2 separate regions of the Homo sapiens genome follow, and region 1 is linked to region 2. Evidence: read pairs that join two places in POLR2A ChIA-PET (ENCODE). Cell type or tissue: PC-9. All regions are shown on one strand.

What was found. Peaks named below come from ENCODE experiments on the same cell type or tissue, not always from the same donor. Only the 100,000 strongest peaks of a DNase experiment are listed, where the experiment ranks them.
Region 1: POLR2A ChIA-PET joins it to region 2 with 31 read pairs; 2 of 35 experiments call an interaction of 5 or more read pairs at or near these places.

The regions. Positions count from the first base shown.
Region 1 is chr6:35,824,916-35,829,915 of GRCh38, forward strand. No RefSeq gene overlaps it. Among named protein-coding and RNA genes, the nearest start is that of LHFPL5, 22 kb to the left of the region's middle. In PC-9, no CTCF peak of the experiment used is centred here; a DNase peak (open chromatin) is centred at 2,206.
Region 2 is chr6:35,942,496-35,947,495 of GRCh38, forward strand. SLC26A8 (solute carrier family 26 member 8) reads right to left here. Exons shown (of 20, transcript NM_052961.4): 20 at 1,021-1,845. The coding sequence ends at 1,405. Among named protein-coding and RNA genes, the nearest start is that of SRPK1, 24 kb to the left of the region's middle. In PC-9, no CTCF peak of the experiment used is centred here; no DNase peak of the experiment used is centred here.

The DNA of each region.
Region 1 (5,000 bases), 120 kb before region 2:
TGTGGGTAAAGAGCTGAACAGATGAATCTTGTTGCTTGATCAACCGATCAGTGATACAGGAACAGTTTTCCTATCTTTGGCTGTCAGCTGTGTGTTTGGCCAATGCACTGTGACAACCTGCTCAGTCACTAGGAATGAGTATCCCAGTGTTGTCACAGTTAAATTGGTGGTGGGAACTTCCATAATGGGATTTGATCTTGTCACTTGGTCCATGGCAGCTAGTTTATGAGAATGATCACATTTGTGTGTATATATATATATTTATATTTATATATATTTTTTGAGACGAAATCTTGCTCTTGTTGCCCAGGCTGGAGTGCAATGGCGCGATCTTGGCTCGCTGCAACCTCTGCCTCCCAGGTTTAAACGATTCTCCTGTCTCAGCCTCCCGAGTAGCTGGGATTATAGGCGTGTGCCACCACATCCGGCTAATTTTGTATTTTTTTTTTTTTTTTTTTTTTTGAGACAGAGTGTCGCTCTGTCACCTAGGCTGGAGTGCAGTGGTGCGATCTTGGCTCACCGCAAGCTCCGCCTCCCGGGTTCATGCCATTCTCCTGCCTCAGCCTCCCAAGTAGCTGGGACTACAGGCGCCCGCCACCACACCTGGCTAATTTTTTGTATTTTTAGTAGAGATGGGGTTTCACTGTGTTAGCCAGGATGGTCTTGATCTCCTGACCTCGTGATCCGCCCACCTCAGCCTCCCAAAGTTCTGGGATTACAGGCGTGAGCCAACACGCCCAGGCTGTATATATGTTTTGAGTGCAGTGGCGTGAAAACGGCTCACTGAAGCCTCGGCTTCCTCAGCTCAAGCAATCCTCCTGCCTTTAGCTTCCCAAGTAGCCAGGACCACAGGTGTGTACCACCACATCCGCCTAATCTTTAATTTTTGTAGACACAGGGTATCATCATGTTGCCCAGCCTGGACATTCATATTTTCTTTTGTTGATAAAATTAATTCACAGTCGGCCAGGCACGGTGGCTCACGCCTGTAATCCCAGCACTTTGGGAAGCCAAGGTGGGCAGATCACCTGAGGTTGGGAGTTTGTGACCAGCCTGACCAACATGGTGAAACCCCGTTTCTACTAAAAATAAAAAATTAGCCGGGCGTGGTGGCACATGCCTGTATTCCCAGCTACTCGGGAGGCTGAGGCAGGGGAATGGCTTGAACCTGGGAGGCGGAAGTTGCAGTGAGCCGAGATCGTGCCATTGCTCTCCAGCCTGGGCAGCAAGAGTGAAACTCCGTGTCAAAAAAAAAAATTAATTAATTAATTAATTAATTAATTCAGTCAGTATCTACTTTATGCAAGCTTGATGAATGACAAAATTTGACAAATTCTGTAGCTTAGTGACTTTTCTATCATTTATCTCATAATTTACTTTTTGAAGAGGTACAAAAAAAATTTCCAGAAGTCTATCCTTGGCCAGGCGTAGTGGCTCACGCCTGTAATCCCAGCACTTTGGGAGGCTGAGGTGGGAGGATCACTTGAGGCCAGGAGTTCAAGACTAGCATGGGCAACATGGCAAAAACCCATCTCTATAAAAATTACAAAAATTAGCTGGGTATGGTGGCGCATGCCTGTAATCCCGGCTACTTGGGAGGCTGAGGTGGGAGGATCACTTGAGCCTGGGAGGTTGAAGCTGCAGTGAGCCATGATTGCACCACTGCACTCCAGCCTGGGCAACAAAGCAAGACTCTGTCTCAAAAAAAAAAAAGTCTATTCTCAAAATATTTCACTGAAATGGCAACTTTAGTGGTCTGCAGAAGCTGCTAGGGGCTTAAGGTGCATCTGCCTATAACCCACACCTTGCTCAGCTACTCGGGAGGCAGAGGCAGGACAATTGCTTGAATCTGGGAGGCAGAGGTTGCAGTGAGCCGAGATTGTGCCACTGCACTCCAGCCTGGGTGACAGAGCGAGACTCCGTCTCAAAAATAAATAAATAAATAAATAAATAAATAAAACAAAAAAACAAACAAAAATCAGTAATGTCAGCACTCCTTTTATGAAGTCAACCTTATTCTTTTCTCACTCTGGCTTGCCTCTCTCTGCTTTGGGCTGTTCTGTAGAGTCAGTTATGGTGCTCGAGCTTCACTGACAGCCCTGAGTAGATATGGTCAAAATAGGAAGGGCCAGTCATTTATAGGTGAAATGTGAACCTGAAGAATATCCTCAGTGCTCATGACCTGACAATCCTGTTACCTACTGCTGCTTAACAAATTACTCCAGAATGCAGTGGCTTAAAACAACATACATATCTCAGTTTCTGTGGATTAGGAATCCTGACAAGGTTTAGCTAAGTGTTTTTGCCTCAAGGTTTCTCACAAGCTGCAATTGTGTTGGATCCACTTCCAAGCTCAGTGGTGGTTTGCAGGATTGTTTTTCACAGTTTGTTGGGATGGAGGGTCTCAGTTCTTTTTTTTTTTTTTTTCTTTTTTTTTAATTATTATTATACTTTAAGTTTTAGGGTACATGTGCACATTGTGCAGGTTAGTTACATATGTATACATGTGCCATGCTGGTGTGCTGCACCCACTAACGTGTCATCTAGCATTAGGTATATCTCCCAATGCTATCCCTCCCCCCTCCCCCCACCCCACCACAGTCCCCAGAGTGTGATATTCCCCTTCCTGTGTCCATGTGATCTCATTGTTCAATTCCCACCTATGAGTGAGAATATGCGGTGTTTGGTTTTTTGTTCTTGCGATAGTTTACTGAGAATGATGGTTTCCAATTTCATCCATGTCCCTACAAAGGACATGAACTCATCATTTTTTATGGCTGCATAGTATTCCATGGTGTATATGTGCCACATTTTCTTAATCCAGTCTATCATTGTTGGACATTTGGGTTGGTTCCAAGTCTTTGCTATTGTGAATAATGCCGCAATAAACATACGTGTGCATGTGTCTTTATAGCAGCATGATTTATAGTCATTTGGGTATATACCCAGTAATGGGATGGCTGGGTCAAATGGTATTTCTAGTTCTAGATCCCTGAGGAATCGCCACACTGACTTCCACAATGGTTGAACTAGTTTACAGTCCCACCAACAGTGTAAAAGTGTTCCTATTTCTCCACATCCTCTCCAGCACCTGTTGTTTCCTGACTTTTTAATGATTGCCATTCTAACTGGTGTGAGATGATATCTCATAGTGGTTTTGATTTGCATTTCTCTGATGGCCAGTGATGATGAGCATTTTTTCATGTGTTTTTTGGCTGCAGAAATGTCTTCTTTTGAGAGGTGTCTGTTCATGTCCTTCGCCCACTTTTTGATGGGGTTGTTTGTTTTTTTCTTGTAAATTTGTTTGAGTTCATTGTAGATTCTGGATATTAGCCCTTTGTCAGATGAGTAGGTTGTGAAAATTTTCTCCCATGTTGTAGGTTGCCTGTTCACTCTGATGGTAGTTTCTTTTGCTGTGCAGAAGCTCTTTAGTTTAATTAGATCCCATTTGTCAATTTTGGCTTTTGTTGCCATTGCTTTTGGTGTTTTGGACATGAAGTCCTTGCCCACGCCTATGTCCTGAATGGTAATGCCTAGGTTTTCTTCTAGGGTTTTTATGGTTTTAGGTCTAACGTTTAAATCTTTAATCCATCTTGAATTGATTTTTGTATAAGGTGTAAGGAAGGGATCCAGTTTCAGCTTTCTACATATGGCTAGCCAGTTTTCCCAGCACCATTTATTAAATAGGGAATCCTTTCCCCATTGCTTGTTTTTCTCAGGTTTGTCAAAGATCAGATAGTTGTAGATATGCGGCATTATTTCTGAGGGCTCTGTTCTGTTCCATTGATCTATATCTCTGTTTTGGTACCAGTACCATGCTGTTTTGGTTACTGTAGCCTTGTAGTATAGTTTGAAGTCAGGTAGTGTGATGCCTCCAGCTTTGTTCTTTTGGCTTACGATTGACTTGGCGATGCGGGCTCTTTTTTGGTTCCATATGAACTTTAAAGTAGTTTTTTCCAATTCTGTGAAGAAAGTCATTGGTAGCTTGATGGGGATGGCATTGAATCTGTAAATTACCTTGGGCAGTGGGTCTCAGTTCTTTGCTGGCTGTTAGCCTCTCCTTAGGGTTACTCATATGGCAGCTTGTTTCCCAAAATAAGGGTTTGAAAGGAGAGCAAGGCAGTGTGCATGGGCAGAGAAGCCAGACCATTTGTAACTGTCTCAGAAGTGATATCCCATTGCTTCTGCCCTATTCTAACAGAAGAAAGTTCAGCCCACACTGAAGGCAAATGGATTATATGAATACCAACAGGTGGGAATCACAGGAGCCTTTTTAAAGGTTTTCACAATTACTTAAATTTTCTGTGGAAATGGGCATTTATCAGAATTTTTTTTTTTTTTTTTTTTTGACAGGGTTTTGCTTGCTCTGTTGCCCAGGCTGGAGTACAGTGGTGTGATTACAGCTCACTGCAGCCTCGACTTCCCAGGCTCAGGCAATCCTCCTGCCGCAGCCTCCCAAGTAGCTGGGACTACAGGCATGCGCCACCACACCTGGCTAATTTTTGTCTTTTTTGTAGATAGGGGTTTTGCCATGTTGCCCAGGCTGGTCTTGAACTCCCGAGCTCAAGCAATCCATCCGCCTCAGCCTCCCATAATGCCAGGAATGCAGGCCTGAGCCACCACACCTGGCTATCAGAATGCTTTATCAGGACAGAGATTAGATTCTGGTATCCTTATATGTTGATGGATACATGTTTGTTTTGTTGTAAATTAAGTTGATGAAGATGAATGGTTAAGGATTCCAACCCTGAAAACCCATCTCACTTTTGTCATCTGTCTTCAAAGGATTTATAATAAGGTCTACTAAATTTATTTTCCAATATCAACCACTCTCTCCTCTATCCTAGTGAATCCAAAGCAACCAATGCAAACAATCACATCTTAGTGGCACAACTATTAAGAACATAGCTCAAATGGCAGGCAGCTGATGCACTTCAATAAACAGTCTAATTCTGCCATTTGGAGGGCAACGCTTGTTATTGTATTAAAATAGGCAAAAA
Region 2 (5,000 bases):
GTCATCTGTTCTATACTCATCCTATATCTTCAGCACCTGGGACAGTGCTTAGCACAGAGTAGGTGTTCAATAAATGTGTTCAGTAAACATGAAACAATGAAGCTTGTGACTTTGGCCCCTACCTCTTTTTGTATTTACAAGGTCATATTGCACATTATATCTCAGTTTATGCATGTATAAATTAGGATAATATTATTTTACCTACCTCACAGTTCAAGGTGCTATGCATGTAGCAGATGCATGTAACAAAATGCTTGTAGAATGAGTGAATGCATGTGCTATCTCTATGATAAAAGAAATCTATATTTTAACTAAGATTTATTTCACTTAACAAGAGAAATGGAGTACCCAAACAGGAGGAGTCATGTTTTTTGAGCTGGAAATAAAATTCAGGATTTCATATACCTTTGCCCAGGGGTCTATATTTTTCTTCTGGTCATACTTTAATACTAGACATATTTTAAATGGGGAAGGGGGAAATTTTTTGAATGGATTTGGACAAAACTAGTAATGATTGACTTTTCCAACTTCTAGGCTGGTTGTGGCTGTCACAGATTTTAACTCCTCGGTGCACCAAGAGTACAGATTCCAAATTGCCTATATCTTAAAAACTTGTAAGAAAGAAGCAATGGTGAATGTGAATCTGAACACCAGGGAGAGTTCCAGAAAGGGAATTCCCATCAGTTGGTACTACTAATTGGCCTTATGAAACGAGTGGCAGGATAAGATCTTGACCTCTGAGAATGACAGCAAAAGTGCTCTCAGCTTAGCAGGACCTGGTACTACAAGTCTCACAGGCTGGCTTACCTTTGGCCTGGATTAACCTGCCTGTTTTCCCCATTTCCCCTATCAGTACAGGGAAAATACCTTGCATATAAAATACAAATGCTACTTAATTTTTCTTTTTCTTGTTCATCTCTTCTCCATGATGTCCACTCCCTTCCAGGATCCCTCCTATTTGACATTTCCTTCAGGATACAGAATACAGAGAAGGGAGAAGGTGCAGGAAGGATCCAAATGTTACTAGAGTTATACATTTTATTTGAGCTTCATCTCTTTGGAGAAAGGGGAACAGGGATGAGAGGATTAAGTTAGAGATGGTCTGGCACAAAGCCCAGAGATGTGGGGTGTGTGAAGAAGGAAATTCATGACTAGAATATATGCTGAAGGTGAAATGAGGGGAGCCTGGATAGGGAATTCAGAGATAATTGTTGGCATTTAGTAATGTGATTTGGGAGTATGATCCCAGCGCAGAGCAAGGAAGAAGGCTGGCAGGTAGTAGGAGTCACAGTCAGGAAGGAAGTACTGCTAGTTCGTATCCAGTCTAGGTCTCTGGACAATTGACCCCTTTTTGGGTAGGAGGATTTGCCAGCATTATCTGACCCCTTATTTCTAGTTCATCTCCTAGACATCTTCATTGCTGTTGCCCTCTGGTGAGTATGAATCCATAGGATGGCGTCTCCTCTCCACTGACCATGTCCGAGTCTGAGTCTGAGACTGGGTGGAAGCCATAGACGGATGATACATAGGCCAGTAACGCTGCTGAGGAAAAGTGTGAGCTCTTGGCCTAGATTTGGGGTTGGGCTCCATCTCAGGCTCAGTCTCAGGCTGGGGCTCCATCTCGGTCTGGGTCTTGGTCTCGGTCTCAGCCTTGGGCTCCATTTCAGGCTCCAGCTCCCGATCCAGGTCTAGGTCCAGACCCAGCCCAGCCTCTTGTTCTGATTCCAGCTCCAAATCCAACTCCGACTCCTCTTCTACAGGCTGTTGGATCTTGATGAAGCCTGGACTTACATTTTTTTGGCTTCCTAGAAAACTGCTGCTCATTTTATATCTTGAATTGTCATTCTGAAATACAATTAGGTGGGTTAAAATTTCTAATTAAATTTAACCTTCTGCTGAACGCAGTGGCTCATACCTGTAATCCCAGCACTTTGAGAGGCTGGGGCAGGAGAATCGCTTTAGACCAGGAGTTCAAGGCCAGCCTGGGCAACATAGTAAAACTTCTATCTTAACAAATAATAATAATAATTATAATTATTATATAATAATAATAATTATTATTATTTTAAAAACTAGTTGGGCATGATGGCACATGCCTGTAGTCCTAGCTACTCAGGAGGCTGAGGCAGGAGGATTGCTTGAGGCTGAGACTGCAGTGAGCTGTGTTTACACCGCTGCACTCCAGCCTGAGCAACACAGTGAGACTGTCTCAAAAAACAAACAAACAAAAAAACCCAGAATTTTAATTTTTGAGCAGTCAAGGAATTTCAGAATACAACAGGACTTAAGGTACCAGAACCATGGGTTCCTTGCAGAGTAGAAAATATTTCTTGCCTAAATCTACTTTTCTGTTTATTATTATTATTAATTTTGACACAGAGTCTTGCTCTGTTGCCCAGGCTGGAGTGCAGTGGCATGATCTTGGCTCACTGCAACCTCTACTTCCCGAATTCAAGTGATTCTCTTGCCTCAGCCTCCCAAGTAGTTGGGACTACAGATATGCACCACCACGACTGGCTAATTTTTATATTTTTAGTAGAGACAGGGTTTCACCATGTTGGCCAGGCTGGTCTCAAACTCCTGAGCTCAAGTGATCCACCTGCCTCAGCCTCCCAAAGTGCTGGGATTACAGGCATGAGCCACTGTGCCCAACCTTTATTTATTTTTCATTAAAATTTTTTTTAATTTTCTTTAAAATGCCAATGACATCATCCATAAATCTGCTTTTCATCTTCTTTCTACCTTCTGGTTTCTCAGTTACTCACTATTCTTCAGACTCAATCAATTTCCAACTTAGAATTTCTCTGGCTTTTCTAGCTAGACCGGATTTCATGACCAACCATTTAAAACAGCAATGGACTTAACAACATTCTGAAACATCTTGTCTTCTTGATCTTACTTGTCTTGCCAACCCCCAGTGCAATCCTTGACAGGGCCTATAAGGCTGTGTGTGACCTGGCCTCTTGCCATTCTTCTTTAGCTTTATTCCAGCTGTGGTCCCCGCCCTTTGCTCTCACCATAAAGTTACCCAGAGTTGCCTGACTACTGCTCAGCTTTGTGCGTGCCATTCCCTTTGCCTACCTTGTCCTCCTCCATCTTGTCCACATCCACTTAGTCATCACCCCAGATTCAGAGCCAAGATGACCAGGCAGGACCACAGCTTCTTTTGTGTTCCAACTACATCTCATTCACACTTCCATCATAGTACCAGTAACATATTCTTTATTTATTTACAAACCTACTCCTTACTAGACTCTAAGCTCCTTGTGGTATATGACAGGGCCTGGTTCTTGATATCCCCAGTACCAGACACTGAGCTTGTCACATAGCAGGTGCCCACAGGCCTTGCATCAGCCTTGAATCAGCCTGTAACAGCATTCCTCAAAATTAATCACTTCAACTTTCCTGAAACATTTTCTTCTCGACCACCATATGACACTCTTCTGCTTTTCCTCCTTCCTTCCTGGTTGCTGCTCCTTGGTCTTTTTGCTATCTCCTCTCCTTCTACTGGACTTCTAGATGTTGGTATGCCCCAGGGCTTGATCCTGGGACCTTTCTCTTGTCTATCTATGCTCTCTCCATAGGGACTTTTATTTTGGGCCCATAATTTTCATTACCATCTATATGCTGATGCTGATGATTCTTTGGTTATAACCCTTCCCCTGATCTGCAGGTTCATAAATTCACTTCCATTCTTGACATCTCCATTTGAATGTTTAATAGGCCACTTGAATTTTTTTGTTTTGTTTTGTTTTGTTTTAGACAGAGTATCACTCTGTTGCCCAGGCTGGAGTACAGTGGCATGATCTTGGCTCACTGCAACTTCCGCCTCCCAGGTTCAAGTGATTCTCCTGCCTCAGGCTCCCAAGTAGCTGGAATGACAGGCATGCGCCACCACACCCGACTAATTTTCGTATTTTTAGTTGAGAATAGGATTCACCATGTTGGCCAGGCTAGTCTCGAACTCCTGGCCTCAAGTGATCCACCTGCCTCACCTCCCAAAGTGCTAGGATTACAGGCGTGAGGCCACACCTGGCCCAGGCATTTTGAATTCAATACACATGAAATAGAACTTGCTCCTCTCCTAGTCTTCCCTGTCTTAAATAGTAGAAAACAATTGACATATTCAATACCAAGTCTTAATATAAGAATGTTAGTACGTTAGGAAAATATTTTTTAAAAACATAGTAGATAATGTCCATCTTTTTTTTTGACCGGGTCTTACTCTGTCATCCAGGCCAGAGTGCAGTGGCACAATCAAAGCTCACTGTGACCTCAAACTACTGGGCTCAAGCAATCCTCCTGCCTCAAGCTCCCGAGTAGCTAGGATTACAGGTATGCACCATCATACCTGGCTGATTTTTAGTTTTTTTTTTCAAGATAAGAGTCTCACTATGTTGTCCAGGTTGCTCTGAAATTCCTGGCCTCAAGTGATTCTTCTGCCTCAGTCTCCCAAAGTGCTGACATTACAGGCATGAGTTACTACGGCTGGCTGATATGTCCATCTTAAACCAGCATCACCACTAGTCTTTTATTTTTTAATTTTTTTTTGAAACAGGGTCTCGCTCTGTTGCCCAGGCTGGAGTGCAGTGGCAGGATCTCAGCCCACTGCAACCTCCGCTTCCTGGGTTAAAGTGATTCTCATGCCTTGGCCTCCTGAGTAGCTGGGGTTATAGGCACGCGCCAGCATGCCCAGCTAATTTTTTTGTATTTTTTGTAGAGACAGGGTTTTGTCATGTTGGCCAGGCTGGTCTCAAACTCCTGGCCTCAAGTGATCCGCCTTCCTTGGCCTCCCGAAGTGCTAGGATTGCAGGCATGAGCCACCACACTTGGCCACCACTAGTCTTAATAGAGACACACAGGATCCTTCTCATTAAATTCAGGAGTAAGACAAGATTCATCATTATTACTTGTTCTGAGAGGTTTAGTTAATGCAATAATATATGATATTGAAATAAGAATTCTAACAATTGGAACATAAGAGATTAGTATTATTTTTA